Linked DNA regions of Mus musculus: all the other regions are linked to region 3. A link is a loop called in an ENCODE intact Hi-C map of the cell type or tissue named here. Cell type or tissue: gastrocnemius. All regions are shown on one strand. Links, peaks and the distances in the headings refer to the core of each region. The heading gives the core; the rest is flanking DNA.

Region 1 (4,548 bases), core at 390-4,389, 200 kb after region 3:
CACGGGCCCATTTACCATGAATGAGGATGTATGTGGAGGCATTTTCAGCTCATGCCAGCCTGGTCCATTTTCCAGATCCTAGGATGACTCGGATAGATGGATGGGCTCTAATACTTGCAACAACATGTCTGGCTTGTGCAGGGTCTTTTTCTTAAAGAGCCATTGTCTCGGGGCCGTAAATCACTGCTCAAGTGGACCTGCAGTTGGCTAGGATGGCTTGTCCTTGACTTGAGCTGGCTGCAAAACAATACATAAAGAAAGCCTGGACCTGCTTTTGACAGATTTTAAAATCCTAACGAGGAATTGCTTACTTACCTGGTAGTTCCAACGGTCCACTTTGCCATAGAGTTTTCTCTGCCCCTCTGAGTGGGCTTAAGCTCTATGCTGGTTCCCATTGAAAATTCCTGAAGGATGTGAGCATTTTCTCAAGTCAACATGAGCCCATGCCTTTCCAGTTCTTGTCTGGACTGACTGCAGGAACACCTATTAGCAAGCCAAACGCCCCTGCCCCGCCTCTGTGTCTGTGTGGCATGGCGTTTATGGAAGAACTGCCTCTGTGTCTGTGTGGCATGGCATTATGTGGCAAGGCTTTCTCTAGTGATTTCAGCCTCAGATGCTCATTAATTGGCTTGTTCCTTCTGTCATTCTGTCCTTCCCATCTTTGTGGTCTCTCCAACTTCTCGCTTCTTGCTGCCCCAGGATATTTGCTCTTGCGGTCTAGGTGTCCTTCCTGGGACATGACCATGCCTGTCTTATCCTTCAAGAGAAAGTGTCCATGGGCACCCCTCAGGCCAGACCAAGTCACCCCCTTCATGTAAAATGCCAACATGGCTCATACCCATCTTTATTTAGACTTCTCATGCTTTGTTGAGGTTTGGTTTCACAAGGGTAGATTCAACAAGCTTGTGGCTCTCCCTTCTACCCCAGCAGTGCCACAGTGCCAGGATGACCCGTTCTGCATTTCTCACAAGTATGCTTTCCAACAAGCAGGTGTGTTGACTGAACACATAGAGGATGGATGGGTAGATGAATTGAGGAGTGGGCAAGTGAGCGAATGAGCAACTGAGTTTCTGGGCTGTGTGCAAATGTTCGCTTTCCCTCGGAGCCTGAGAATAGGTAAGGGAAGTGCTACTCCTTGAATGGCCAAGGGCTTGAGAGGCCTTCCAGTCTTCTCTGTCTCAGGGGGCCACACCATGCTCACTCCTGAACCTTGAGTCTGTAGCTTCTCCTACTTGGTGATCTGTCTTCACCCTCTGCCTGTTTCCCCGCCCCTTGTCTGAATGTTGGAAACAAATCCTAGGCACTGGCTCATTTTATACCTGAATATTTTAGAAGCTATAACTAACAGGTTATGACTCAGAATTTCTTCTAGCATGATCATATATAATATCAACATCACATTTAGCAAAAGTAAAAACAACAACAACAACAACAACAACAGTTCTTTCCATATCCAACGCTCAATATTCAATAAATATTCCAAACTTTCTCAAAAAATATATTTTTGCCTTTTGTGTGTTTGGGCCGTGTCATCGGCCATTGCATTTAATGGATGTGCTTCTTAAACTCCCTTCTAATAGTCCACACTGAGAATAAGAGAAATGTCACGTATTTCTTTTTCAAAAACTATAGTGAGTTTCTATTGAGACTTCTGCTTATCTCTGAGTGGTTCTGGGTCTTGCTGCCACCTTCCCTGTGGGTGTGGCTGATGGCCCCCTCCTGGTGCTGTTCTGTGGGCTCCCCCATTCCCAGTGCTTCCCAGAAGTGGGGAACTAGGGTGCTGTCATATTCGATCTTTGTCTGGAAGCCCTAGGAGATGGTGTTGCGTTCTCCTTGTTGAATCACATCCTAAAGTCTGGTTGTCTCTCTTTTAACGATGTTAGGATCGATGTGTGGTTCACCCTGCCCTTAATTAACTCCTACTCCTGTCTCTGTTTCCATTGCTATATGAACTTGTTTTGCAAAACAAGTCAGTTGAGAACATCGATCATATTGAGCAGAAGCGGGGATGGGCAGGGGCTGCTGGCAAAGGCACTGGCTTTGAGTGAGCAGGCCCAAGGTGAGAGGTTTCAGCTCTCTGCCTTTCAGTACCCTGGACTGTTACCATGATGACATTGAGAAGTTGCAGATGGGGAAATGCTTGGTGCACATCACTGGACAGTGTGCAGGTACTCACTGGCCTGGTAAGGCCACTGCTCTTTGTTCCCATTAGAAGGAAGTGGAGACATAGGCAGAGTAGACAGTTTGCTCAAAGGCCACCAAGGTAGTAGAGGCAGACCTGGGATTTGAACTCTGGCATCACGCTCAGAGCCTGTGTTGTTAGGTACAATGCTGTACAACCCATGAGCTGTCAAAGGAGGAACTTCCTGCCTTTATCCATGCTGGGTGTTTGTTAAACCAGAACCTTGTTACCTGTAGTTTAGATATACACAAGGTGGAGTAAGTCCGCCCCCAGTGGCCAGAGCAGGTACTGCACTCTTCTCCCACCTTTCCTAGCCGCCCTTTCTCCCTTTACTACTGGTTCAACAGTGGAAAAGTCTGGGTGTGGTTGGTGGGGCTGGAGAATAAAAAGTTCAATCTTCATTTAGGTGGGGTTTTACATACCTAGAAAAGGAAACAGAATCCCAGAGAAGTTAAGTGACTTGCCGAAGATCAAATAGTAAATGCCTCACTGAGTTAGAGTCTGGGATTAGAATCCTAGACTCTCCCCAGGTTTGGGCACTTGTGTCTGGACTTCTCTGTCCTTCTAGGCTCTCATCCCTATGCCTACTGGGTTAGGTTTGCTCTGACCAGGATCCCTTACAGGTTGGAGGGATGGGGTCTGGAGTCAGTGGGCAGCCGTGCCTGCCAGAGTGGCTTCAGTCATTCAGTGCTTACTTGGCCTGTCAGGCAATTCCTTTCTTGTCACCGACATAAGTGCTTTGGTTTGTGAACCTCACTTCTCAGGGTCTCAAACTTGAGGAAAAAGTCACATAATATGCTCAGAGCCTGTCTGGGATCCCAGTTCTTGTGACTCCATGCAGCTCTGGTTATCAAACCCTGGACATCTCTTCTTACTGCTACCCATCTTCGAGAGGAGACAAGGATGACTCAGAGAAGGATAGCAAGTTAGAAACTCACACTGCCTCAGTAGCAGTAGGTGGGATGCTGCAGAGGTGCCAGGCCTCCCATAGGGGCTACACCCACATCCAACACCAAGGGATAGCAGGGTAGCTGGGGCAGAAGCCAGAGGAGTTGCTCACCTAGGAAACAACCTATAGTCCGTGGTCCAGTTTGTCTGGTGACAAAAGCCAAGATAATGATTGAAGGTGGCTTTGGGTTCCCTGGGCAGCCTCTGGCGCCAATGCCTGGGGGGCTGTGTTGGCGCCTTGCACTGGGGGCGTTCACTAATGGACTGTGGCTGATCCCAGGTCTGATTGGCAGCTGGCCCTGAGGTCCTCAGGGAGATCCTGGAAATTGTGGTCTCCAATCTGGAGACGCTGTCCCTTCCGGGAGCCTCCCATGGGGGATGGGGCAGGGTACTCCATTTAGTTGTCCCAGAAAGGAGTGCTTCTGAGCCCCTAGGTGAGACAGAGGGGGCATGAGTTGAATCTCCCTCTTCCTCAGGTGCTTGGATGGAATGTAAATGGGACTTCCAGACAGCAGAATACAGCAAGCTGTCACGATGCCAGTTCTTAGACTTCTCCCCCTACGGCCTCCCTGCCCTGCTCCCCTGCATTGGCTGGTACAATACCCCCTTCCATGCCAGAGTGTGGCAGGGTCAGAGTCGGTGCTCAGATGTATTTCCAGCTAATGCCTTGGGATATGGTGACCCCAGACAGAAGCTCCCCCAGTGCACAGGGTAGGAATGAAACTCTTCCAGAGAACGAAAGGCTTTCATTTGTCTGAGAAAGATATTCCAGGCCTGGGGGACAAACAAACAAAGATACAGAGGAACACATAAAAGGCCAGGGAGAATCTGGGATGTGAGGAAGGAGGGCGGACCTTGAAAACCCTCACCTGGTTCCAGCCTCACCCTGGCAACAAGGGCCCATTGAAGCTTTTTGGAGAAAGGGCAGAAAAGAAGTACCTGGGGTCTGCCCAGAGTCACGGCAGACTCTTAAGCACACGAGGCAAGAGGGGGAAAGAAAACTGAGAAACCCACACGGCTGACCTTGTTCTAGGACATTCAGTAGGCAGTCGCTCTCGCAGCGCCCAAATTTTACTCCTTAACTAAAAGAGTGAGAAAAAAAGGCGCGTTAGGAAACTGCTGTAAATCCCGTGCAAATCACCATGGTAACCTGATTAGCAGCTAAATTAAGTTCATGATTAAGAAGAAATAAATAAAAATAACTCTCCTCCTTAGCTGGGGCTACCCACTGGGCCACTGGCAGCTGAGCAGATGCTGAGGCCTGGGCTGGCTTCCCGCAGGAAAGTTGGGGTGGAGGCTCTAACTTGCCTAACTTGCCTCCGGGAAGAGAGGAGTCAGCCTCAGCATTGCCTGGGGGATCATGAGGCTCCTGGTGGTCAGGCCCCGGACTGCAGGCTGTGCCTCCACAGGCCAAGGTC
Region 2 (4,548 bases), core at 185-4,184, 930 kb after region 3:
CCACCTCAACTTGGCTTCAGCTTGTTAGTGGGTACCCAAGGGTGCTGTACACACCCTCACATGCAGGGGCAGTTCTTGGTTCTGTACATCAGAAGCTCCAAGAAGCCCCTTAGGCATTGCAAGTATATTTAAAGTGGACCGTGGTCCAGTTTTCTTTTCTGCTAAGTAAGATCGATTTTTCCATCACAGGATATGTAGGAAGAGGTGCAAGTGCCAGTGGCAGAGCAGTTAGGAGAGTTGCAAGCCAACTTGTGGATCTGAGTTGTGTTTTAGATCATCAGTGGGATCATCTGGCCCTGGAAAGTCCCTGGAACACCTGCTCCACGATTGGGAGAGATGTTCTCCAGACAGTGTTCACCGGATTCCCAGGAGATCTATTTCTACACTGAATGTGGAAAACTTTGGTCATCATCAGTAATGAGAGGAAGTCATACCAAAGTTCATGGAATGGCATCCAGTTGGAGCGATGCTTATATGGTGCTCTGCAGCATCCCACTGAATCAAGACATCCAAATATCAGCTTGCCATCATCTGTCCCATTTCTACACTACTGGCCAGCCTTTTTTTTTAATAATATTTTAACCCCCATTTCACACACACACACACACACACACACACACACACACACAGAGAGAGAGAGAGAGAGAGAGAGAGAGAGAGAGAGAGAGAGAGAGAGAGGAGATATAAATGACAGTATGAATTCAAAGGAGAACCGAAGTGAGTCTTCTCCTCTCTTCTTGTCCTGTGGATCTTTTAAAATACATACAGCATCATGTTGTGATGAACAACCACAAAAGATAGGTACAAGAGCTATGAGAAGGGGCATGAGTCCATTCAGAAATAGTCTCCCAGGGAAACAACAAATTTGAAGGATGGGTGGAGTTAGCTAGGCCAAGCTGGGTGTGACAGGGAAGGGACACAGCTGGTGCTAAAGCTTTGTGACCCAGAGAATCAGTAGCTTTTTATGACTATTAATTAAGGAACTGAAACAGCCCTGCAATAAGTGGGAGTTGCAAGGGAAGGGTGGTGGAGGGGGTGCAGGGAAGGGCAGTACAGGGGGGTGGAGCAGAATTGCCGGTGAAGAATAATTTGTTTTTTTTTATCCCAAGAGTCTTGGAACATAGTGATGGGTTTCAAGCAAAGTGCGGCAGAACCAAAATGTGTGTCCTATAAGAATGGTCTTAGCAACGTGGAACCAGACAGGGGTGTCAGTAGTGATAGGCAGTGCAGACCACCTGTGGAGGTGGTGGGTATCAAGGAAGATGGGAAGCTTCAGGAGACATTTTTAGGTGGTCTTATGGGAAGAACTCTGATTAACTCAGTGGACAGAGGTGGGGAGAATTCTGAATAACTCACAAAACTCCCTGGAACTGGATTCTAGATTACTGGAAGACACAGTGGGCAGATACCAGATAGCTCAGAACAGCCACTAGTTGGATTTAAGAGGTAGGTATTTTAAGTTAGATTCCTTTCCTGACCTTCTAGACAAACATAGCCAGGTCTGGAGTTGGGATGAGAGATCTAGGTTGGAGAGAGATATTTTATAATAGTAAATTTCAAAGTTATTATTCATTGGCTACTTTTGTGTGTAGGATAAGTATGAGTTATGTAACTCATCTCGGATTTATGTAAGTGACTGATCACTCTTGTGTTGCAGAGGAAGAGGAGGCTCGGGGACATCTTATTGTCTCTGCTTTTAACCATTGTGTCACACTGCCCCCTGCTGAGCACCTACTAAGTGCCATGCTCTGATGAACACTGATGTTTAAGGCATTCTAAGGAATTGTGTTCGCATAGAACTGACAGAGAAGCTGTGTGTCTCCTGTAACAAGCAGAAGAAATGTGCGAGATAGAAATGCTGCCTTTTGTCAAACTGCCACCTACCCCCAATCACACCCCATCAACAGTCACATGTAAAGATTTTTACATTATTTTTGAGACAGGGTCCCACTAGGCAGTCTTGGCTGGACTGGAACTCAGCTGGACTTGAACACACAGACATCCACCTGCTTCTGCCTGTCAAGATGCACACCATCATGCCTGTGTCAATGCTGTAATTTTAAATCCTGGTTACAGGGTCAGCAGCAGTGATGAGAGCAGCCAGCTTCATCACAAGTGCCTAGAGCAGCAGGGGATTTATCTTTCCTTTACACTTAGAGAAAGTTTTGTCCTCCCTGCCTCAAGTCGCACCTTTAATTTTCCTTAAGTATATCCCACAACATAAAAATGGTGACATTTGGATTATCTTGTGAGAGTAGTAGCATCTTTGAACAGAAGTTAAGATGCTACCCTCAGCCTGTGAAATTGCTAACAAAGGAGAACATACAAACCAAAGCCCAAGGGACCTACTATTTTGGGTGCATTTTTCCTGGTAATATATTTTATATTGAAGGTTTATGAGAGAGGTGAATGTGCTGTCTGTAAGGCACCTGACTCTTACACAGGAACAGAGGAAAACGTAGAAGGGGGTTGGAGAAGTAATAGAATTCATTTTTCCTCTCATGTCCCCATAGCATCTCAAAGTAGGACTCATTGCAATTGAGGTCATATACTTGTCCACACACTGGTCCACATGCTCACACGGACACTTCCCAACCCAGATGAAGAACACTATCGAGAATGTTCCCATTTCTCTGCATGGCCCACTACTTTCCCTTCATCCCAGGTACCTTCATCTCTGTGTAGATAGATGCTTCTAGAATGTCATCTGTAGAAACCTCTCATTCCAAAAAGGCCTTTATGCTCCCAATTCTTTTTGCTCTGCTTCCTATATTTACTGAAACTATCCAAAAAAAAAAAAAAAACAACAACAACAAAAAAACCCATATCAGTACAAATCTATCCATTTCTTTTTTTTTTCCCATTTTTTATTAGGTATTTAACTCATTTACATTTCCAATGCTATACCAAAAGTCCCCCATATCCACCCACCCCCACTCCCCTGCCCACCCACTCCCCCTTTTTGGCCCTGGTATTCCCCTGTACTGGGGCATATAAAGTTTGCAAGTCCAATGGGCCTCTCTTTCCAGTGATGGCCGACTAGGCCATCTTTTGATATATATGCAGCTAGAGTCAAGAGCTCCGGGGTACTGGTTAGCTCATAATGTTGTTCCACCTATAGGGTTGCAGATCCCTTTAGCTCCTTGGCTACTTTCTCTAGCTCCTCCATTGGGAGCCCTATGATCCATCCATTAGCTGACTGTGAGCATCCACTTCTGTGTTTGCTGGGCCCCGGCATAGTCTCACAAGAGACAGCTACATCTGCGTCCTTTCAATAAAATCTTGCTAGTGTATGCAATGGTGTCAGCGTTTGGATGCTGATTATGGGGTGGATCCCTGGCTATGGCAGTCTCTACATGGTCCATCCTTTCATCTCAGCTCCAAACTCCGTCTCTGTAACTCCTTCCATGGGTGTTTTGTTCCCAAATCTAAGGAGGGGCATAGTGTCCACACTTCAGTCTTCATTCTCCTTGAGTTTCATGTGTTTAGCAAATTATATCTTATATCTTGGGTATCCTAGGTTTGGGGCTAATATCCACTTATCAGTGAATACATATTGTGTGAGTTTCTTTGTGAATGTGTTACCTCACTCAGGATGATGCCCTCCAGGTCCATCCATTTGGCTAGGAATTTCATAAATTCATTCTTTTTAATAGCTGAGTAGTACTCCATTGTGTAGATGTACCACATTTTCTGTATCCATTCCTCTGTTGAGGGGCATCTAGGTTCTTTCCAGCTTCTGGCTATTATAAATAAGGCTGCTATGAACATAGTGGAGCATGTGTCCTTCTTACCAGTTGGGGCATCTTCTGGATATATGCCCAGGAGAGGTATTGCTGGATCCTCCGGTAGTACTATGTCCAGTTTTCTGAGGAACCGCCAGACTGATTTCCAGAGTGGTTGTACAAGCCTGCACTCCCACCAACAATGGAGGAGTGTTCCTCTTTCTCCACATCCTCGCCAGCATCTGCCGTCACCTGAATTTTTGATCTTAGCCATTCTGACTGGTGTGAGGTGGAATCTCAGGGTTGTTTTGATTTGCATTTCCCTGATGATTAAGGATGTTGAACATTTTTTCAGGTGCTTCTCTGCCATTCGGTATTCCTCAGGTGAGAATTCTTTGTTCAGCTCTGAGCCCCATTTTTTAATGGGGTTATTCGATTTTCTGGAGCCCACCTTCTTGAGTTCTTTATATATATTGGATATTAGTCCCCTATCCGATTTGGGATAGGTAAAGATCCTTTCCCAATCTGTTGGTGGTCTTTTTGTCTTATTGACAGTGTCTTTTGCCTTGCAGAAACTTTGGAGTTTCATTAGGTCCCATTTGTCGATTCTCGATCTTACAGCACAAGCCATTGCTGTTCTGTTCAGGAATTTTTCCCCTGTGCCCATATCTTCAAGGCTTTTCCCCACTTTCTCCTCTATAAGTTTCAGTGTCTCTGGTTTTATGTGAAGTTCCTTGATCCACTTAGATTTGACCTTAGTACAAGGAGATAAGTATGGATCGATTCGCATTCTTCTACATGATAACAACCAGTTGTGCCAGCA
Region 3 (4,548 bases), core at 335-4,334:
ACACTTGGCTGAGCCCGCTGGAGTCACTGGAAGCCAGGATCACTGGGAAGCAGCTCTCTTCCACGGGTTCCGAATGTCTCTTAGGGACCATGACTGCCTTTTTTAGGAGGGTTAGCCATGGCAAAGCAGATGGCGCCTGGGTGATGATCTTTGGAAACCGGGATGGATTTGCAATTCAGAAAGGAGGGAGGCTGGGAGTCTTTGCATATGTATAAAGAAAGCAAGCTTTTCCTACAGCTGTACTGGTGTGAATTAGGTTTGGGGCATGCTTAAATTCACTTAGGGGCGTAGATTTTTTTTTTGGGGGGGGGATCATTCCAGAGGTCTTTAACAATATCCTTCAGCATATAAACAATTTACGGATTATAAATTATTCAGCTTCCTTAAAGCAAGTCCCTTAATCATGGATCGCAGGCAACTCTTAGCCTACTTTGAGCGCTTGGTACTTGCGGGCAAAGTGGCTTTTTGGTGTCTATTCAGCAATTCAAGTTTGCTTCTGAAGCTGTGACTTTCCCTTCCTGAATTCATGCTGGAGCAAGACTCTTTTGAGAAGATGGCTTTTCACCTTTAAACACATGAGATTTAATTTTCTTCTTCTGCCATATCCATCCCTAAGCTTTGGAGAAGCCAGGCTGACAAGACAGTTGCCCTGGCTTCTGAAGTCTGCCTAGCGCGCCCCGCATCTGGGAGCTTTTCTGTATTGATCAGGCGCTGGTTCGGCATTAGCCCCTCTTTGTCTGTCTGGTGCTAACTGAGGCCCTCCCTGGAAGGTAGGATTGGCTACCTGATTTCATTACTCGGAGGTGGGCAGAGGGATTTCAGTGCAGCTGGCTCACGAGGTGTGGAGGGTGGGCAGCTTAAGGACTAGATCATGTTTCTAGCCCTGCAAGGGTCAGTCGCCTACATTGCCCAGGCTTCCTCTAGAGCCATGGTCCTCAACCTTCCTTATACTGTGACTCTTTAATACAGTCTGTTATGTCGTAGTGACCTCCCAGTCATAAAATAATTTTAGTTGCTAATTCATAATTGTATTTTTGCTACTCTTACGAATTGTAATTTTTTTTTTTGAGATAGAGGGTTGCCAAAGGGGTTATGACCTGCAGGTTGAGAACAGTGTCACCGGTCCAGTGTCTAGACCAACGAAGCTGGAATCTTTGGGAATGGAGTCGAGAGGTGGATTTTTCAAAGCCTTGCAGACGGGAACCAGGTGATGCTCCTCATAGACAGGACCGGCGACCACAATATTTGAAAGCCCACAGCCTTTTTTGACACCTAACTTCAGGGCCTTGGAATTGACGTGAAGGGCAAAGCTAGGCAGGCTTAAGTTTGAATATTGAATCTGCTGAGATTTGCTGTGATCTTGGGCTAGGTGCCTGAGGTCCTGAGGAATCTACCTTTGAATTATCACAATATAATTATAACTAACCAGACTTGTAGGATTGTTTGGGATATTCGGTGAGATACTCAGGTCCCCGGGGAGTGGCTATTCCTCATTAAGGGTCACAGCACCCACCTCTTCCAGCCTGGTCCCGGTGGTCCCCTCCCCTCTTTTTTTTATCCAGCCTGGTAGCTAGGTTCTGACCTCAAGTCCCTGGCTGGCTCCTTGCTGATGGCCACAGCGTGCTCAGTGGTGCCCATCTTCTCCCGAGGAGGATGGTATCGACATTTCAAAAACAGTTTAATTATTCTGCGGCTGCCTGGCTATTAGCTGCGACAAGAGAGCTCAGGGCTATTTTTCAGCATTAATTTTCCATTTGAAATGAATTCCTTTTGGTTACACTTTTTAAATGTTTCTTTTAATTAGACGCAATTACTTCAGAAGAATTGCTTTTATTCCTCAGCCTGAGATCCCAGCGATAAAGTCGCTATCTGGCCCCACCGAACGGCCGGGACGGCTCATTTAGTCTCTGCACTAAAGTATATTGAACTAGGAAATTATACAGCGAATCAACTATTAATTCCTTTTATGATCGCTCACTCTAACATCTTGAATGAGATCTTCAGGGGGAAATTTAGTCACAATAGGGATCATTGTCTCCCCCCACCCCCTCCGCCCTCGCCACCCTTCCAGCCCTCCGCCTAGTGTGAGGGGAGCTATCCTGGTGATGGTCAAGGCACAGGGGCAGGATGCCACGGGGCTCATGGTTTTCCTGGGGTCTTTGGGGGTAGGGGGTAGATAGTACGGCGGAAGCTGCTTTGCTGAAGGAGTCCCTTTTCAGACCTCAAGAAGAAGGAGGATACTGTGACTATGTGGAGACAAAGTATCCCTGCCTTTGAAGGTCGGTTCTGTGGTTTGGTCCTTCGTGGTACGGTTCTTCAGGCGGCCTGGGAGCCAGTAGGTGGCGCTCTCCCACTGCGTTGGCAATTCTGTCTGCGCTGATGGAGGAAGCTTCGCAGTTACTTGGGAGACTCATTTTAGAGACCTTAGCCAGAAGCAAGCTTAACAGACAGGGAAACTGAGGTACAAAAATGGGTGTGTGATCACAGAAAAAGACTGAACCAGCTCTTTTGGTCCTTGGACCACGTCTCTGAATTTGACTCCCTGTATGGGATGTTGCTGGTGAAGGCTTACAGCTCAACTCACCTGTTCTCTGCCACTTCTACACTCCCAGCTGTCAGAAGGGGAGGGGCTGGGTAGGATCACTGGACTTCCAAGGGCACTTGGGATGGAAGGATTCTAGGGATGGAGTGAGCCAGAGGAGGGCCCCATGCTGGCTGTGACTGAAAATGGATTGTGTGCATTGTGGGATTACAGTTCTGGAGGGAAGAGTCACTAGAGATTCCAATGGGATGGGTATGTAGGTGTGTGCCTCAGTTTCTCTTAGGGGAGGCAGGTTTGAAAGATGGGTAGGAGGTTGGAGAGTAAGGAAGCTCACTGAGTAGAGGGGAGGGCCTGTGACATGGCCCTCCCTCTCCCTCAGGTTTATACACCTGCGCTGGGAGTTTTTTTTTCCACAGACTGTCCTGGCTGCTCTGTGCAGGACTGTGAGGGGCTCCTGCCCTCACAGGTGGAAGTGAAAGTGATCTCTGTCTGACCGGAAGAGTAGGGGTGGCTCCTCTAGGGTCAGAATCACCTTAGGACATTTGTGGCCAGGGATAGTAGCTACTGTCTGTGAGACTCCTCTGAGGACAGATTTTCAGGGGGGCTCTGAACATTCCATTTGTTTCCGATGAGAAAAAAAAAGTACATTTTTGTCTATTTTCAAGGTTCATTTCTTCCGGATTTTGAAGGAAATCAAAACATTTTCATGGGTCTCTGAAACATCATGGGCCCCCGGGGCACTACTCCTTTGCCCAAAGAAGAGTCTGCATTGTTTTGGAAGAAGCAAAACAAACCAAAACCGAAACCAAAACCAAAACCAGATAAGCTTTGGAGTTTGGATCTCCCACTTTGAGATGGATGGAGGGAAGCTGTGGGGCTTTTTGCTGCCTCTTTGCCTCCAGCCTCTCTTGCTTCCTGGATGCCAGGCCAATGTCAGCATTTACTGTGCCCAGAGCATTGATGCAGTGATTTCTTTTTTAAATTGCATCATTTTGTGTGTGTGTGTGTGTGTGTGTGTGTGTGTGTGTGTGTGTGTGTGTGTGAGCACCTTTGGGTCCTTCTACCTGGTCCAGATTGCATGAAGATCTTGTCAGGCCGGGCGGTGGTGGCGCATGCCTTGAATCCCGGCAGAGGCAGAGAGGCAGAGAGGCAGAGGAGAGGCAGAGAGGCAGAGGCAGGCAGATTTCTGAGTTCGAGGCCAGCCTGGTCTACAAGTGAGTTCAGGACAGCCAGGGCTACACAAAGAAACCCTGTCTCGAAAAACCAAAAAAAAAAAAAAAAAAAAAAAAAAAAGATCCTGCCATCTTTTTGCCCCATTCCCAAGCCTTTGCTCTCAAGGGATTGAGAAACAGAGTCACCTCAGAGGTCCTTCAAGTTTGTAAAGTTTGTAGCCCTGCATGGAAGGCTGGCTGGGCTCTCCCTGAATCGTCCTCACCCTCCTCAGCATAGAAGAGCTGAGGTTAGGGCAGGGGTGGAGTTTCAGTAGTCAGCTGCCTGGACTCCGAGAAAGACATGGCTGTCTGAGAGGGACATTCCTGCCCCCGAATCAACTGGGGGAGGGGAGGGTGGTGTATAGAGGAGATGTGGTCCTTGCTAAGGCTAGTTTCTCTGCTGTCCCCAGGGAGCCTGCTTCGGATGGAATGTCACAGTGAGATGGAATGTTACAGCGGATAAAACCTTTGGGTGGTGACAGGGTCTCATGAATGGGATTTGCCTCCCTCATTTAGCAATGAAGAGACCAGAGTTCTCTATCAGGTGACAAGATATCTGGGCACACTGACCCCTGACCGCCAGCCTCCAGAACCAACCGAGAGAAAGACTTATCTTCTGGATGTGATAGTTGATAGTTGTTACAGCAGCCCGCACATTTCTTCTTCTGTCTGACCTTGGTTCTGGCCGGGGTGCTCTGATCTATGGGAGCCTTGGACTCAGGCCATGACTGAAGGGAGCAGAACTCGTATATGTTGAGGGAAGCCATGCATGGTACTGTTGTATTGGCTGACTGT
Region 4 (4,548 bases), core at 206-4,205, 170 kb after region 3:
AATTCTACTTTAAACTAATAGGCAGTTCACACATAATGGTGGACCACAAAAGGTGTTTTCATTGATATCCATGGTAAATAACCCCTCCCCAAGGGAAATGGGCAAACACACATCTTGGTGGTGGTGGTGTTCTTATATCAGTCAGGGGCAGAGTAGATGGCAGTCCTGTGTTCATCCTGGCTTGCTACCTGGCTTGGTGGTCAAAGCTCTTTTATGCCTAGGATGCATAAAAATCGAATCAAATCAGATCAAATCTAGGAGGAAGACGGAGACCTGTCTGCTGCCATGCCATGCAGTGCAGGATAGGAAAGACACCCACAGACCTCCCCCTCTACCAGATGACACAGGCGGTCCATAAACACACAGAGCCTTTCCTTCCATCACTCGGAGCAGCGAGGGAGGAGGAAGACAGAGACTTGTAGACCACCATGTCACCCACAGACCTGCCCTCTGGCTCACAGCACAGGTGGACCCTAGACACCTGCTTGTGGCTCTGCAAAGCAGCACAGTTGGAGAATGTCACCCAGGGTCCTTCCAGTCATGTGGCCAGCCTGCACTGGGGACCACTAAAATGTGCAAGTCTGTGGTGAAGAGATGGGAGAGAAAAAGAAGTGGAACAGCTTGGGCATTATGAAGAAAGATGGAACTGGAGACTTGAAGGTAGAGAGGAGTAGCCTGTTTTGAGTAGCCAGGCCCACCACCTGGGGCTAGGGTGACATCCCTGCTGGAGCTTCCACTGGCCGCTATGTCTAGGTCATGGCTATGCAGCAGCAGGGGTCCAAGTCAATGTCCAAAGGTCATGTTACCACTAGAGAACATGGGGACATCCCGGTCAGGACAGCCCCTGGGCGACCATGTGGATGTCCAGGGGCTGTGCAGAACTAACTCTGTCCCTTATTGGCTGGGGCATTCAGGAGAGCTGGCCCCATTTCTCACCAGAGGCAGCACTCAGGACAGCTGCCCTGTGTTTTGCTCAGGTAGTACAATGGAGCTGACCCTGGTGACATCAGTGTGGATGAGGGGGCCCCAAGGGCATGAGTGTGGGAGAGCTGACTCCTGCAGTCAGGAAAGTTGCCACAGGGTCATGAATGCAGGAGAGCTATCCCTGCCCCTCACCAGGTATAGCATTTGGGAGAGCAGACCCTGCCCCTTGCCTGGATAGCACAGCAGAGCTGACTCTGGTGGTGGGGGTGCAAGTAAGCCAGCTTGAGGGTGAGAATGTGGGAGAGCTGGGCCTACCACTTGTCTGCCATGAGAGGGCCTGAGAGGGATCCCTTTTGCCACCTCACCCCTCACCACCTGTGGCAGATGGGAGACCTGGCCCATGGGGTCATGAGAATGGGTGAGTTGGCCCTATCCCCCACTGGCTGTGGCACTTGGGAGAGTGGACAGGTCCCTTGCCTGGGCAGCACAGTAGAGCTGGTTCTGATAGAAGGAGCATGGGGGAGCTGGCCCCAAGGCTGAGAGCCTGGAAGAGCTGGCCCCAGCACACATCTGCTGTGAGGTGGCATGGTGCAAGAGAGTTGCCCTTCCCCTCTCCCCACCTGCAGTAGTTGGCAGAGCTGTCCCCAAAGGCATGAGAGCATGAGAGCTAGCCCTGCCCCCTCCTGAGGGCAGCAGCACTCAGGAGAGTGGGGGCCCTGTACTCCACCTGGGCAACACAGTGGAGCTGGCCCTGAGGCATGAAAGCATCTCCACTCCTAACAGGAGTGGAGAGCGCACCCTGGTGGTGTGGATAAGGAAAGGCAGTGGGCTGAGCAGCTCAGGTACCACCCAGATCCAAGACTCTGAGTTGACCCATCCCAAAGTCTACATCATCTGTGAATGATGGAGATTTGTGAAAGAGCCGATCCAAAGCTACTCGATCTCCATAACACAGGGCAACAACAGGATAACTGGGAGGAGTCCTGGTGAGGAGTCAATATTGATGGTGTCACAGAAGTCAGAGACCTGGAACCAGATCAATGACTAGCTGCAATGAACATTTGCAAGTGAAGATGTGTGGACAGAGGGGCATGCTGTAAGACACACTGTGACACACTACAGCTTCTACGACAAGATGTTTTCCTATGCTTTGTTTTTTTGGTGTGTGTGTGTGTGTGTGTGTGTGTGTGTGTGTGTGTGTGTGTGTGTTTTATTTTGCGGGGAGGTTGTAAGAGTGAAGGGCAGATATAAGGGGATGGGGAGACGAGTGGGAGTGGGGTGCATGATGTGAAGCTCACAAAGGATCAACAAAAAGATCACCCCTCTATCTACTCGATGATGCCAGTAACATTCTTGTTGTGATAATCAGAGATGCCTCCAGATATTGCTGGACGTTCTTAATGGTGTAAAATCAGCCCTGTCTGAGAACCACTATTCTAGAAGATCTAGTAAATACAATGGAAAAATAAAAATAAAAAACTGTTGGGTATCAAAAAGAGAAAGTTGCCATTATTTGCAGAAAATATATTCACCGTTCTAGAAAACTAGAATAAGTTCATCTGGAGAATCGATGAACTGAGTGAGAATTGAGGGAGTTCATTCAGGTGCCTGACCATGGAATAAACATGGGAGACATCCTATGCAAAATTTCAGTGACGAGTTACAAAATATCGAAGAAAAGACATTTTATTGCAGTGGCAACAGAACAGAAAATCTGTAGTAATAGTTACCAAGATGTGGACTGAAACAGGAAGGAAACAAACAATCAGAAGGTGGCATCCTTAGACCCAAACCCAGAGTGAACATTTTGAAAAGTGGACATGTAGCCTGTTTCCTGTTGCCTTTGAGTAAATCCACAACCTTCCGTCTCTGGCTTCTGTTGGTCCACACTGATTGTTGTTTGTTTGCATTTTGCTCACTTCCACTATCCCACGCTGTTTCAATGTGGTGTGCGCTCTCCAGAAAGCTCATCTTACCGGTGTAGGTTCAGCTCCAACCTAACTCTCCTCTACTAATTTCATCAGACTGCCTAAAGTTGCCCTTAATTGTCAGGTACAGAATAGAGTGGGATGCCCTGTGTGGTCTGATGGGAGCAAAGCTTTGTTATCTCCCTTCCCTTCGTATCTTATTTATCTATAAGCATAGAAATGCAGGCAGACTTTTAATTTGATTTTTAAATGTGAACAAGCGATCAAGGTTCATTTTCTCAAGCAGAGATATTTAGGAAGAAAGCAAAAACAGATGGAGGGAGGGCTGTGCTAAGTGACAGCGGCAGGTACCATTTATTATTACTAATACAAATCTGTTGGAGCCTCAGTTTTTCCCTCAATAAGATGGGGATAAGAGTACTTTCTCATAGGTCTGTGCTATTAGCTACTACATAACATCTGTTCTTTCCCTTTCTGCCTCCCAATCAACCACACATGGAGTCTCCCACCATCTTTTCCCTTTTACTCCGCCCTGTCTGTGCCAACACAGTACATTGTCTAGACTGTTGCTGACAATGTTGCTCATTGGTTAGGTTCTCTGCCCATGTTTTCTTCTCTGCAGGACAATATAAAGCACTTTCTATGAATGGCTCCCCCCTCTATACCTTTGATGACTCTCCACTGTATCCTGCACCCCCCAGTTTAAACCTTCTCTGTGCTGTTGGAGCTTATCAGCCTTCCTCCTATCATCTTCTACTACCCCCCACCCTCCGGGCATCACATGCCCCAGTCTGTCTCAGAAGCACCTTGGCTTATAAAGCCATGGCCAGAGAAAGAATATTTCCACTTGATGTTCAGCTGCTCTTCCCTGCAAGGATTTGTAGCCAAGAGAGAGATCACAGCAGAATGTGTTCCTCCAAGTCTAAAGCCAGCACTCCTTGTCAGGGAGAATCACTGGAAGAAAGGTTGCTAGGATGGTTAGAGCCAGCAAGAAGGATTCTAGGTGGGTTTCTCTCTCAAAGCCAAGGAACTAGCCCTGGGGCTCTGGAGGCCCCATTTCTGAGCACAGCAGCCTCCCCCTACCCAACACCTCATTGGTCACGGACAGTTCTATTTCACGGTCAATTGGCCATAATTTCAATTATGTAGGAAGCTTTTATTTCACATGCAAATTCCAAAACATCTCAGAAATCCATGAAAAGGCCTAGGTATGAGAGACTAGGCGTTTAAATCTGAAAAGTGAGAATTATCCCCCAGTCTCCATCACTATGGTTAGAGGTCCTAGCTTGCTCAGAGAGTGTTGTCAGGATGATGACTGGGAAAGAGCCAGAGGAAACATGTCTGCACATAGTGAGTAATAGACATTAGTTTCTCTGGGGGGGGGGGGTACTTAGTTTTAGCAAAGTCATTCAGCTAACTGCATCCCTGGATGCTTCTCTCCTAAAACACCTTGTATGTTGATACACACAAAATTTCTAAAAAGTTACGCTAAGTGTCCAGAAGGTTAATAGTTTCCCTGTCTCATGATAAGGATATAGCCTAGAATCTACCTCTTTCACAAATTTTCAAGTGTTGTTAACTTGTGGAGACGATGTCTTATAGCAGACCTTCTCCCTGGCTCACTCCTCAAGACTTCAGTGGTTTTCTCTGAGGTTCTACAGAGTGAGTTCCAGGACAGCCAAGGCTACACAGAAAA
Region 5 (4,548 bases), core at 295-4,294, 1.5 Mb after region 3:
CTTCACCTGTGTGAGCCTCAGCCAAGGATACAGTTCAAATGACACAACTGTCCCATATCTCCATGGCCATGGTGGAGAAGCTAGCCTCATCACAAGCAAACCCTTAGAGGTGTCCAGCTGCTGCGACCCGTATTATCACTACTGCTGTCATGCCTAGGTTAGGCTTTTAAAAATTAAGCCTTGGCTTTCTCTATTACAGGATGACTATGTATGTGAACATGATATAGACTTATGCAATTGTTCCAAAATATAAATGAAATAATGTATGCCCAGTAGCTAGCATACAGCCAGATAAACATGAAGGATTGTTCCTAGCTGGAAGCAGATAGTCCCATAGCCAGTTTTGATTTGCTAGAGACTGTCTTGGAAAGCCCTCCCATGCAGTCTGAAACAGTTGGTCACCCTAGAACAGCACACCAGGCTAAGCCAATCCCCACTCTCCCAAGCAGTTCAGGGAGATTTTTCTGGCCCCTGTCAATGAGCCACTGCATCCTAAACCAGGCTCTGTACTTCCTCCAGGAGCTAAGTGATCCCAGGATGCCAGGATCTGTACTAAGGATAGAGAGACTCGACTAGGCTTGGAGAGGGCAGAGATGGAATGCGAGCCCACAGTCAGGCTCTCAGGACATCAGACACAGGACGAATTACACATCCAGGACCAGGATGACTGAAGATGGAAATTGTCTCTGAGGGTCAGGCTGGACCAAGAGGAGGGAGAAAGTGACATCCTGATGATGAATAATTCAGAGAGAGGAAGCCAGGGGCAGGAGGAGCTGCCGCAGGGCCCCTAGCCTGTTCTCAGCCAGTCTTTTCCTGAGCAGGAAACCTCCCAGCTGAGCCTGGGAAGCAGTTATCACTGGTGGGTGATTAAGTTACTAATCCTTCAGGGAGAAGACATTTAGAGGCCCATATTAAAGCAGTGCGAGGCAAAATTACATTCCGTTTCAATTTAGTTTAGCAATTCCCGTGATTTAGTTAAATGAAAAGCAATTGTTCTAATTAATAGTATTGAATGTTATTCATCAAAAGTGTCAAAACAGCTCCATGGCCGCATTTGTAACCCATTCTCCTGTCAGAGGTATGGATAATTTTCCAGGACGGGATGGGGCTCTGAGAGGGTGTGAGGGCTTTGGTTGGCGGGGGTGGTGGTGGTGGTGGTGTCAAGGGCATGTACATGGAGTGTGTACACGTGACCTGAGTGTGGCTATATGGGTCCATATGCCCTGGAGACATAGCAATCCTACCTGCACCTAACCTGGGTGTACATATTTATATGCAGTTATGCACAGAGATCAGTGTGCTTGAATGACTGTGAACATGTGAGTGTGTCTGTGTATTCCTGGCCGTGTACATGGATTACGAGTGTGCATAAGTGCCTCCAGGACTCATGTATTAGAGCATGTGCTTGGTGTGAATTGACACGAGTGCACACAGGAATTTAGAGAGTTGTAGGTCCGTATTGTGGAGGTGTGTGTACATCAGTGATTTCGAAGATCTGTTGCTATCCAGGAAGACACAGACATTGTGAGCAGACATCTGCATGGGGGTTGCGGGGTGGCTCCACGAGGATGTGGATAGATCAAGGCAAAGGATGAAGGGAATCTGTTACCCCAGGAATAGCACAGCCAGTTCTTTCCCCCCTTCCCTGTGTCATCAAGTGACTTCTTGATGCTGAGACACTGTCATTTGGATGTAGGGGCTGAGACTTTTTCTCATGCTCACTGCTGTATTCTCAGCATCAAAAAGCGACCTTGGCATACAGCAAGCCTCCATAATACATCTTAATAGATTATATTAGTGATGGATGCATGAGAATAGTGGGATAGATATCAGGGCACATGCATGGCTTGATAGAAGGGTGGCTGGTTTGTTAAGAGGATAGGTGGGGGAAGGAGAAAAAACCTGGATGGATGGATGGATGGATGGATGGATGGATGGAAGGAAGACAATAAGGCCCGCTGGGGCCTGTAGTCATGGGTGAGTTCCCAGTCTCATCTCAGTGTAGAGCCCAAGTTTCTTTGGCCCTCAGCATCGCTCTACAAAACCTCCGTGGAAAATTCCATCCTGGACAGTCAGCAGGCTCAGAAGCCTCACAAGTTGCCAGGATCAACCAAGGCCAAATATTGCAGAGCTCAGAGCAGAAAGGACAAGGATTTTTTTTTTAATTTGAGACACTGGGGAAAGCTCAGTCTTGCTGGGATAACAGGAAAGAAACCAGGCCAGGCAGGCCCTATGGGATTTTTAAATAAAGCAGGGCCCTCCAGGAGCTCCTCTACCTTCAAGCCGGGATGCCTGCCTCTGGCTTATGATCCTGGGCTGTTGGCGCTCCCCAGCCTGCCCTCCCTATCCCTGGTATTCTACCTAGCCCACACCTTCCTCATCGGGGAAACTCGTGTCCATCCCGAACTCATGGTCAAGCAATTTACCTTCACCACAGCCTTAAGGTGATAAAGATATCTACACTAGGCTCCCACCTCCTCTGTCCTCGCCTCCTATTCAGACCTGGACCTTGGATCTCTCCAGAGTTTACCAATCCTGGAGATGCCCCAAAACACTCTCCACTAGGTTATAAGTCCTCCCACAGATATTTTGAGCTGAGGCAGCAGTTAACCTGGCCCACCTGCTGTCATGGCCTGCCCCCTAGTGGCTATCTCTGGACATACACTATCCCCACCATGGCACCAGCCCGATGCCCCTATTCCAGCTTCAACCAAGAAAGGTTGTCTTTTGACAACCTCTACAATGCCCCCCAACACACACACACACACACACACACACACACACACACACACACACACACACACACTTCTTGCAGGTCCTGAAGTGCCCAGAGTTTGGGATGTGCCAGACAGCTCCAGGCTGCCCACGCAAGTGTCCATCCATCTTGATGGTGATTAGCCCACAGGGGAAGTGTTAGGGTGTGACCTCTGAACTCACTGAGCTCATAAAGACAATAGCTAAGACTGTGACAAGAGGCACCAGGCGTCCTGTCTATTTTGGGGTAGCCCCAAGTATAGCCGGTCAGAACCAAGGGCATCCTGGATCGCATTAATCTACGTAGGAGTGACAGAGACAGGATAGAGGGTCCAGGAGACTTTCCGCCAGACGTTTCCTCCCAGCCTGCCAGGCTCTGCTCTCCGCCTCACTCACGGAATCCCTGGCCCTGGCCTCCGGACACCCAGCTTGCCAGCTCTCTATGGCAGATCAGCGACCTTCCTCTCCTCTCAAAGTTTTTTGTTTTTTTTTTTTTTCTGAGAGATTAGAGGCCCTGGCTTTTGGGGGGCCTAGTCTTTGTTCTGACTCTGAGGATAGCAAAGCAAGAAGGAAAAACACCTCCTCTCCCACCCATGCTGAGGTAATGGAGAACCTACCTGGAAACAGCCTCTGGTTTGCACGGTCCAGGCTCTATAGAATTCAGGAGGATCAAAAGCTTAATTGCTAGAGTCTTGGGCCCAACAACTGGCTAGAAACAGGAAGTTCTTTGTTACATACACGGCTGCTGACTATCCCTTTCTCTCCTCTCCACTTGCTTTCTCTACTGGCTGGTAAATAGCTTGAAAATGGCCATGATGAAAATATTTATACCATGGAAGCTGCCAAATGATATGAGATAAACTATTATCAATGAAGCAGGCTTGGGACCCTTCCCATGTCCAGGCTAAATGTCAAGAATCCCAAGCACCAGGGTCACAACCGTTTTAGAGCCACAGGAGCTTGGACTGTGTACTGTATGGCCCAGCACCCTAGTGCCACCATGTCTGTGTCTGCAGTGTCAATCCTGGGAGCACAGTAGGCATTAGGTCTGTCCTAAGAGTCCGGAGAAATGGGTTCTGCCTGAGAATAGTACTCATAGCACTAGAGCTTACCAACCCTTCACTTTCCACCGGTAAAACTGGGGGCAGGAGTACTCGGCATAGATCAAGAACTTCATAGGACAACCAGGAGAAATAGACTTGCAAGGCAAGCAATCAGACCCTGGCCAGCACCGTGGGACCCAGTCAACAGTGCCTGCTTATTGTCATCAATGCCCATCATTGCTTTTGCAAGGAGTATCCTTACTTCCTTCACACAGGATTTCAAGGCTAACCCAAGACTGGACACTTTTGGCACATGAAAAGGTCTTGGTCCTTTCCCCTTATATTGGGTGCCTTGAAGGCATGCAGCATCCAGGGATGGCCAAAGAGGAAGCATCCACTCAAATCCTCAGAGAAAGAGGACTTCACAATCTGCTTAATCAGGCGTGTCAAAAAACAAACAAACAAACAAACAAAACAAACAAAAACTATCACCAAGGACAGAAAAGGTGACTCTTGGTTTTCCTCAGAGGAAAAAAAAAAACAACAACAACAACAAAAAAAAAAAAACCATCTCAGATCCCTGGGTAAATGCACTACCTCTTCTGTGCTAAGAAACTGTTCCTTAGCACTGGAAGTAAAGGCATGTGCCACCAATCCAGGGTAGTGGCTATCCTGGTTGTCAACTTGGCTATATCTGGAATGAACTACAATCCAGAATTGGAAGGCTCACCTGTGATCCTCATCTGGAGGC
Region 6 (4,548 bases), core at 229-4,228, 160 kb after region 3:
ATGAAGTAAAGCTTTGACTGAGCTTTCTGTGCAGAAGATCCCCGACGAGCCCCCATTCCATGCTGTGCGCTTGCTTGAGTTCCCTTTTTTTTTAATGCCACACCCAGGGCAGGACCACATACTAATTCCTCTTCCAATTTTGTTCCTGCCTTTAATAAGGTCAGCAGTGACAGCTCAGAAAAGCTACCAGATATCAGCTAGCACAAGAGTACCTGCTTCCTCCCCGGTTAAACATGAAAATATCTTGGATGGGGAAGAGACATACTACCTACCTACCTACCTACCTACCTACCTACCTACCTACCTACCTACCTAACTAACTACAAAGCTCTGGGGAACAATACCTTATCAGAATAATGAAATTAAATTATAACAGGGCTGTCAGTGCCACAATATCTGAAGGTGACAAGATGTAATCTTGGTGAAAACATGGTATCTGTCTGTTTATAGATCTAATAAATTATGTTAGACTTGCACTCTTATAAATCCAGGCTGTCGAGGAAACCCAACAACTAATTCATCAGTTGCTCACCGAGAGGACTCCTTCTCCGTTCCAATTGCTCACCATGTAGATAACAAGGAGCCTTACAGGCCGGCTGGTTAAATGTCATTTGTTTCAGAGCAGTAACACGGCACGGATCATTGCTCACACATAGACACCCAATTATATTAACCTGTGCAGCAATACGGTATAATGACATGACATTAATGCAGCCACTTCAGAGAGGCGACAACTTTCCTTCTCACAGAGAGGACCAGCCATGGCTTCTCCTTAGCAAGCCCTCTGTCATTTAAATGCAAAACACCAGCTGAGTGGAAGGATCTGAAAGAAAAGCCTGTCTCCCCAATGCTTCCTCCCTGGGTCAGGTCTGGGGAATGAGTTTTTCCACCCTGCTCAACTTTTTCTGCGGGACAGAATCATCATCCCATTTCCAAAATCCACAATCTGTTGCCTCTGGGAGTAGGTCTGGGGTTGCCCACAGAATATGGAATGTAAGTGTGACTGACTTAAGGTGAAAGATGCAAAGAAAGAGCTATTTGCAGAAGTCAGGGGTAAGTCCTGGGGCTTTGTGAGTGTCTGGTTCTTGTTGCCTGTCAAAGACCCAAGAAGAAGACAAATAGTTCTGTTTGGCGTCGAAGCCTCGTGTATTTCAACTTAGCCCCACTGGCACCCAAGACTGGATAATTCTTTTCTATAGGAAATCCATCTTGTGGGATATACAGCAGAATCACTGTTTTCTATGCACTAGACATCAGTAACAGCCCGCCATGACCTAGCACACCTCCATACCCTTCCCAGTTTCCTCTCGGCATCACTATCACCAGTAAGCACTATTGATCTGGGCGAAGGTTTCAACACAGATTTGCAACATCTGTGCTATTCTTAGGCCATTGAGGGTGAACTTGCTTCATAGAGTAAGGGCCGGGAACGGCTCTTTTGCCAGCATAGAGGCAGCGTGGCAGCATCACTGACCAAGAAAGCACACAAGGCAGGGTTTGCACACCGGGATGCAGTGTTGGCTTTGGGAAGTGGTGCATCCTGGGACACGTGGCAACTCAGGGATTGGAGCATGAGTTCACTGTTCACCTGGATTCTTTGGGAAAGTGAGCTTGTCTCAGTGCTGTAATTGGATGGCCTCGCCTCTCAGGAGTCATCAGACGTAGAGCAGATTAAAAAAAAAAGTGCTGGGGAGTTGGAAAGACAATTAAAGCGTGTCCTAACCAATCAGCTTTGTGGCAGAAGTTAGGGGTTCAAATAGGAGCCAGGTGGGCAGCAAAGTGCAGCCAAATATTTTGTGAACAGAAAAGTACATTGTATCAGCCTTCGCCACGCCCTCCCTTCCATGCCCCGCCCCTTCCTTGGAGCAGTGTAGATAAACATGGAAACGGGAACGCCTAGGCTTCTGAGAAGCTCTACATCATCAAACGGGGAACACAGTTCTCACACTGTGGGAGAACTGAGTTTGAAACAGATTATGGAAACTTGAAGAACAGCTAAGAACACCCCAGACTTACCCGTTCAGCAAAACGCAGCAAAATTTGCCGCTCATGAGACAGGCATGAAACAGGAGGTGGTATATAAACACATGACATGAAGGGAGCAGTTGGGTCAGAAATGTTAAAAAGAGGGACAACATTTTAAAATGTGAACCATAAAAGGCAACATTAAAATCAACACTGGAAGCCAGACAGAGGCAGGCGGATCTCTGGGTTGGAGGCCAGCCACAGTTACATGGTGAAACCCTGTCTCAAACAAGGAAGCATTAGAAGCAGCGCAGACAGCAGCGACGAGGCAGAACATTGAGGCAAAGAACTCTTATGCCTCAGTCTTAGGTTGTTTAACGGAGGTGACATCACAAATGAAATATAACCCGTGAAGCTCTTAGCAGAGAACCTGGGATGGGGCATACTTTTAACAGATATCAGCTATTTCTGTAATTAAAAATGCACTGTGAGGGCTAAAGTGGTTAAGAACTCAGAGATTAAGAGCTCTGCTGCTCTTCCAGAGGACCTGGGTTCAGTTCCCATCTTTCACATCTGGTGGCTCACAACTGCCTGTAGCTCCAGTTCCAGGGGATCTGATGCCCTCTCCTGGTCTCCACAGGTACTGCATGAACTTGGTGCTCATAGATAACTTCTGTGTAGGTGTGCACAACTGCCCCCACCCCCACACGCGCGCACGCGCACACACACACACACACACACACACACACACACACACACACACATGCATACATGCACACACAAAACCAAAGCCAATCAAAGAAAACAAAACAAAATTGCCAAACCTTATATATAATATATATAATTATATTTAATATAATTTAAATACAATATTAAATACAATTAAATACTTTAAATTATATTAAAATTAATTAAAATTTAATTATAATAATTCTATAAAATTTATATATTATAATATATTAAATACATAGTCATTTAATTACATACAATTAAATTATATATGATATGTAATATTGTTTACTACATGTTATATAAAATATATTATTATATGCTATCATTTTAATTGATATTAAATAAATATTAGAAATTATAATATAATTTATAGCTAGATAAATAAGATGAAATAAAGCAAATACACTATATTTATATGAATGGTCTGGTGGGAGGATGGAGAACGGTGCGAAAGCGCATACTTGGTGTACACACACACGGCTCTGACTTCAGTTTCCAGCACCCAAATCAGCAGAACAATCAGCAAAAAAGTAAAATAGTTATGAAAGGAATAACTCGGAAGGATTCTAATTAAGCATTTGCTAATTGGAGCTAATGACAGATGAGGCAGACATTAGACTTGGGGTCAGAAATCCTGGACAGAATGAAAATCTCTAGCGGAATGCAGGAGGGAAAAGCGCGGAAGTGAGTACCTAGAGAACAAGGCTCAAACATTGCTACTCTTTACAAAGACATTGCTTGCTGGGAGACGGACTTTCCAGACTCATAAAGCAATGACAGCTGGGGCTGGGGGCGTGGCCTAGCTGGTACAGGGCTCGTCTAGGGAGCGCGTGTAGTCCCTGGCCTCAACACTGCGTAGGAGGTGGAGGCAGGCGATCAAGCTTAAAATCATCCTCTGCCACATGGTAAGTCTGAGGCCGGCTGCGGCTATGTGAAGCCCCCACTCTCTCTTTTTGAGACATGGTTTCACTGTTTAGCTCTGGCTGTCCATGAAATCACTTTGTAGAATTGGATGGCCTCCAATTCACAGGAATCCACCTGCCTCTGCTTCCGAAGTGCTGGGATTGAAGATGCATGCCACTAGACCGGGCTGATAACCCGTTGTCAGAAAAAAAAAAAAAAAAAAGATCCTGTCACTTGTGGAAACTTGGATGAGCCTGGAGGACATTAAGTGAAGTAAGCCGGACACAGAAAGACAAATTCTCTCTGGTAGACATAGGAGCTTGGGAGGGGAGAGGTGGAAAAGGTTGACTGGAGGCACGAACGGTACTGTGGTTAGAGGAAGGAGATAGATAGGGCTGGTGAGCTGGCTCGGCAGCGGAAGCTGTGGCGTTGTTCATTTCTAGGTAGGGAGCCGCATGGTATCGCATGGTAGGAGAATACTGATTCCGACATCCTCACATGTGCTATGGCATACAGACAAGTAAACGAACGTAATAAAAAGAGAGGGAAAATACGTTCTACGTTCCCATACACGGTTGCACGGTGTCTACCATTAATAGCTCTGGAGCATTTGGTGGAATCAATTGAATGTTGAGAGGAAAAGGAACATGGTTCACAAAAAGCCAGATTAATTATGGTAAGCTGTTCAACTATGAAGATCAGAGCCCACTGCACACCCCTAAGTGTAACACCCTAAAATGTAAAAAAGCATTCAACTAAGATACTTTTAAAAATACTTTTGTTCTAGATTGATTTTTTTAAAAATGTATTTGAGTGTGTTGAGTGCTTTGTCTGCATGTGTGTCTGTGTACCATGTGTTTTCCTGGTGCCTGTGGAGGTTGGAAGAGAACACCAGATCCCCTCAAACTGGAGTTAGGCATGGTTGTGAGCTGCCGTGTGGCTACCAGA
Region 7 (4,548 bases), core at 288-4,287, 1.7 Mb after region 3:
TCCTTAGAAAGCAGAGGTGGGATCCCTGGGGCAAACTGCATAGCTCAACTAGCACCAGGTTTCTCCAGAAACCCTGTTTCAATAAATAAAGTAGAAAGCAATTAAGAAAGATACCTATTATCAACTAGGGGCTTACTTACACACACACACAAATATGCAGTCACATATGCATGCTCACACAAACACAGAAAGAAAGAGAGGGAGGAGAGGGAAGTAGGAAGGGAGGCAGGAAGGAGCAAAAAATAATAATAATAATTAAACTAAAAATGACAGCGGCAAACTAGCCAACCCCTCCACAAATGACCACTTTGAACAGATCCACCTTCATGCTGTCCCAGGCTGCAAAGTCAGAAAGGAACATGCAATGGGGAAGGGCGCTGAAGCCCAGCATCACCTCAGGCAGCCTCAGCCCCTAACACTCAGAGGGAGTCTTACCAAATATCAAAACAAAAACAGATTATATCTCGGAAACATGAAAATGATTTGACGCTGTGTATATAATCTAATTCAAATCACAGGCCCCCTAATCGACATTTAATTGATGCAATGATGTTTTCATGACGGTAAATAAACAAAATATATAAACAGAACCATCTTCCTTGATATTTAATGACTACTTAACAGCTACTGGGGTCAGAGATACCGCGCACTAATAAACAAATGCTTAATAATCAATTGGAAGTCATTTCCCTGGTTATTGCTTCATTAAATCAGGCTCCGACGTCAGCTGCGGGACAATCCTCCCAACAGGAAAACAATGGCTGAGAAATGAAAAAGACTGCAACAATGGCCCCCGTGTAACCGGGAGTAAACTGGTGGGGTTTCCTCTCCAGCCCTAAAAATCAAATGGGCCTAGCTTGCCTGTATGCTGGGCTTTGTTGCCTTAAAACAGAGTCTGCCTCCAGCCCTGGCTTATGAACCCCACCCCCTACCTGCTCTACCAGGTAATCAAAGTAAAACACAGAACCTGTGCAGAGGACCCAGCACAGCGACTAGGTATTAAGTACTTGGCAGGATGGCCCTAAGTATTAAGTACTTGGCAGGATGGCCCTTCCCTGTGTCATTCATCCGCCACAGTTGTTATAACGCTAACTCGCCACAGATCTCTGAGCACTCCTGAAATTCGCTCTGGTCACTTCTCCCAGTCAGTGCCACATGGAGTCATTCTTTCCTGGCCCTGCTGGTGGCACCATGAGCTTCCAAACCATGTCTGAAAGGGGCACCACTAGGCACGCTGGTCAGCTGGTCAGTGGTCAGCATCATGTTTGGCTAGAGCTCTGAGCTCTTGTTCCTTCTCAGGGGCCTGGAGCCTGAGGCAACCTTTTCCTGTGTCACCTCTGGCTGAGAGCTTCCAGGAGGAGAGACCTATATGGGACCCCATGTGGGCAAACAAGGTCTATCTGCCCAGGCAGATCAGGGTGCAAGTCACTGCCCAGATACATTAAATGAGGAAGGAGAGGAAGAGCAGAGATGAGGGGGAAGGGGAAAGAGGGGGGAGAGGTGGAGTGAGTGGAGCAGGTAGGGAAGGAGATTGAGAAAATAGGGAGCCCTCTAAATTCTCTCCCAAGTCCCTCTGGGGTGCTGGGGTGGTATGTATAATATGCTATGTAGTGTGTGCAATTGTGTATGTGTGGTCTGTATGGTACGTTATGTATGCGTCTGTATGCATGCAGTCTGATGTGTGTGGTGCATGTGTTTGTGGCTACGTGTGTGTGTGTGGTCTGTATGTAGACTGTGTATATTGTAGTCTGTTTAGAGTGTGTGATCTTCGTGTGGTATGTGACTATGTGGTTGCATCTGTGTGTTGTGTGTGTGGTGGGTGTATGTGTGTATATGTGCTTGTGTATGAGGGTGTGCACTCATGGATGGAAATGAGAAGGTGACAGTGACCAAACAAGGCAGAACACGCTTGGTTCCAGTGGACCACTTACAAGACAGAAATGCCACCAGGGTAAGCAGGGCACCTAGGAGAGGCGGGCCATGGGCTTGATGGTCCCATGGCGCCATCGTGTGGCCAGCCTGTGTGATGACTGAAGGTGCTATCTCCACTGATAAACTATTCTTGGTTCCTAGGATCCTTATTCTTATGGAGGGAATAAAGTTATGCCCAGGCGCCACAGACCTCAGAAGAGCACAGTTCACCATCTTAATGAATTGAGCCAAAGTGGAAGGAAAGAAAGAAGCAAGAGAAGGAGCCCGCAGAGTTTCTCAGACTTGGGTCCGAAACACCAAGAGTTCCTGAAAGAAAGTACCTCAAGAGGTCAGTCCCAAAGATGACATAGATGGCAGCTCAGGGGGTTCACACAGGAGTCCAGGGGCCTTGGTGCTGGGGATTCAGGGGGAAAGGAGCCAGAGTCCAGATTTGGCAGGGAGGATGCAGTTAGAGAGTTCTCCTACTCTTCACTTCTCCTCTTCGTGCTTCTTCCTCTCCTCTGTTTTCTCCTCCCTCCTCCCCTTCTTCCTTTTCCCCTCCTCCTCCTCCTCCCCCTCCTCTTCCCCTCCATCCTCCATCTTCCTCCCCTCCCTCCTCCTTTCTCTCTCTCCCACCCACCCATGTATCTCCCTCTTTCTCCTCTTCCCTTCCTCTCATTCTCTCTTCTTCTCCTTCTTCCAACCATTCCCTCTCCGCCCCTCCTCCCTCTTCTTCACTCTTCTGTCCTCCCTTAACCAGACAGTCTAGAAGAGTTCCCAAGAGCCTCCTATATGACTTCTCACCTCTCTGAAGACTTCTCTACTGCCCTGAACCCCATAAGTGAGTGGCCAGATTTGTACAACCCCATTTTTTTAGGGAGAGGTAACTGCATTTCTCTTACCCCGAGGTCCTGTGTGGACTTCCAGAATGTGTGGATGGAACGCTCAGACTGCCTATGCCTTAGACTTGTGGGTTCACTGTACACCTTTAATGGCTGTGACCTTAGACAGTCGCTCAGCATCTCCACACCACCCTTCCCAGATCACATCTATAGGCTAGCTACTTCACAGTTCTGTTCCCCAAACAGGTACCCCCCCCCAAGCACAATCAACTCTGGGAGCCAAGAATGCTGGACAGTTACAGATCATATGACACAGCAAGGAGCAGAGACATGGCCCCAGGTTTGTCCCTTATAGTGTTCACTGTCTGCCTTCTCCATTGGATCAGGAGCCTGCATCTCAGCCTGACTGTCTATTCTCCACTGAACTCCCAGTGATTGGCATATATGGTGGGGTATTGTGTAACTTTTTCCCAGGAAGAGATGAACAAACATCGATTCGCTCAAGATAGGGTACCCATGCCAGAGCATAAGAACAATTCCGGTCCAGCTCACTGGCTTGATGCTGCTTGCAGAAGGAGCATAAGTAACTCTCAGGCAGCAGCCTCATGGGAAAGCCCACCCCACATGAGTGACAGCTCCGCAAGCTGCATCCCTTAAGCTCCCTGCCAATTTTCCTGCAGGAGGGGGGCCCACCCCAGTCTCCTCTGCCAGCAGGTGTTTACTGTTTTTCTATCCCTGCAAGGAGCCCTGTGAATCTCGTGATTTCCTGAGCTTCCTACGCCTTGGAAACATCTCTCTATTTCTTGAGTCTTGGGAACCCCTCCCCAACTCCGGAAAGGCTGAATACAGAGGAAATAGCTACCCAGCACTAGGGCTTAAGGGGCATCTGTTGATTGATAAATCAGGTCACCGTGGAGTCCCGCATACAGCATGCCTTCACGGTAAGGGCTGCAATGAGAACATCCTAAAGGTGCTCTCCCTTCAGACAACCAAATCCTTTCCAATCCTCCCATCTCTGTACCTCCTACTCAGGGTGCCCTCTCCACCATGGCCCAGGCAATCCTCTTCACTTCCAGAGCTTTCTGACCAGTGTATGCATAGCCAGGCTCTCAACCAAGGAGCCCTGACTTTCCTCTCAACTAGCCTCAGACTTTCCATCCACATGACAACTGATGAACAGTTGTCAGAAACCAGGTCCTTGTCTGAGTCCCTGCAGCTACCTCCAGCCGGGGAGACTGCACAAGCTCCTAACTCCTTTGTGATGGTGAGAAGAGGGAGGAGTAAAAGGAAAGAGAGGGAGAGATGGAAGGAAGCAAAAGAGGAGTGGGGAGGAGGGAAGCAAGGCCCCCGCTTTCTCAGTGACTTTAGGGATCTTCCCCCTCCACCCCACCACAGCATGGAGCCAGCCACTGGGTTACACCAAGCATGGCTGCACAGCACCCTGTGCCTCCCACCTGTCCTCAGCATCCTTCGCATCAGCTCTCTGCGCCCACCTAACTCCTGACTCTCTTCTGGTAGACACTGTCTTTCCAGAGCTGTAGCAGGCACAGCTCCGTCTCTGGAGTTAGCACACCTGCCACTCAGTGCTGACACAAGCAACAAGAAGCAAGCTCGGAAAGGGAACCAAAAAGATGCTGGGAGAGGGGTGGGGGGAGGGGGAAGGAACACAGAGTCTCCCAGCTGCTGAGGGTGATTTCTGGGGTGTCGACGGAGAACGTGAGAAAGCTGTTGCCCACTGCCCCTCAACCACCCGCCCACCACCGGCAGCTGCTCCTCTGCACACTGAACAAGAGGG

Evidence for each region. Peaks named below come from ENCODE experiments on the same cell type or tissue, not always from the same donor. Only the 100,000 strongest peaks of a DNase experiment are listed, where the experiment ranks them.
Region 1: it touches region 3 in a loop (6-fold over the local background); 36 of 42 quality-filtered maps call a loop at or near these places.
Region 2: it touches region 3 in a loop (6-fold over the local background); 6 of 42 quality-filtered maps call a loop at or near these places.
Region 4: it touches region 3 in a loop (3-fold over the local background); 29 of 42 quality-filtered maps call a loop at or near these places.
Region 5: it touches region 3 in a loop (28-fold over the local background); 22 of 42 quality-filtered maps call a loop at or near these places.
Region 6: a loop joins it to region 3, with 9 times the contacts of the local background. A loop is called at or near these places in 29 of 42 quality-filtered maps.
Region 7: it touches region 3 in a loop (11-fold over the local background); 13 of 42 quality-filtered maps call a loop at or near these places.

The regions. Positions count from the first base shown.
Region 1 is chr2:160,376,374-160,380,921 of GRCm38, reverse strand. It overlaps Gm34980 (a long non-coding RNA gene), which reads right to left. Exons shown (of 3, transcript XR_375186.4): 1 at 316-4,548; 2 at 16-237. Among named protein-coding and RNA genes, the nearest start is that of Gm34980, 4.0 kb to the right of the region's middle. In gastrocnemius, for the core only: a CTCF peak has its summit at 2,453; DNase peaks (open chromatin) are centred at 2,457 and 3,458.
Region 2 is chr2:159,643,232-159,647,779 of GRCm38, reverse strand. No RefSeq gene overlaps it. Among named protein-coding and RNA genes, the nearest start is that of 4933416E03Rik, 300 kb to the left of the region's middle. In gastrocnemius, for the core only: a CTCF peak has its summit at 1,726 (motif pointing left); a DNase peak (open chromatin) is centred at 1,724; H3K27ac peaks cover 288 bases.
Region 3 is chr2:160,576,686-160,581,233 of GRCm38, reverse strand. It overlaps Gm14221 (a long non-coding RNA gene), which reads left to right and starts at 465. Exons shown (of 3, transcript XR_866919.1): 1 at 465-770. In gastrocnemius, for the core only: a CTCF peak has its summit at 2,338 (motif pointing right); a DNase peak (open chromatin) is centred at 2,344.
Region 4 is chr2:160,405,091-160,409,638 of GRCm38, reverse strand. No RefSeq gene overlaps it. Among named protein-coding and RNA genes, the nearest start is that of Gm34980, 33 kb to the right of the region's middle. In gastrocnemius, for the core only: a CTCF peak has its summit at 1,733; a DNase peak (open chromatin) is centred at 822.
Region 5 is chr2:159,052,176-159,056,723 of GRCm38, reverse strand. No RefSeq gene overlaps it. Among named protein-coding and RNA genes, the nearest start is that of Gm25090, 85 kb to the left of the region's middle. In gastrocnemius, for the core only: a CTCF peak has its summit at 2,633 (motif pointing left); a DNase peak (open chromatin) is centred at 2,633; H3K27ac peaks cover 420 bases.
Region 6 is chr2:160,412,226-160,416,773 of GRCm38, reverse strand. No RefSeq gene overlaps it. Among named protein-coding and RNA genes, the nearest start is that of Gm34980, 40 kb to the right of the region's middle. In gastrocnemius, for the core only: a CTCF peak has its summit at 2,586 (motif pointing left); DNase peaks (open chromatin) are centred at 2,598 and 3,511.
Region 7 is chr2:158,910,251-158,914,798 of GRCm38, reverse strand. All of the region lies in intron 1 of Gm38630 (a long non-coding RNA gene), which reads right to left. Among named protein-coding and RNA genes, the nearest start is that of Gm38630, 3.3 kb to the right of the region's middle. In gastrocnemius, for the core only: a CTCF peak has its summit at 2,011 (motif pointing left); DNase peaks (open chromatin) are centred at 1,991 and 3,379.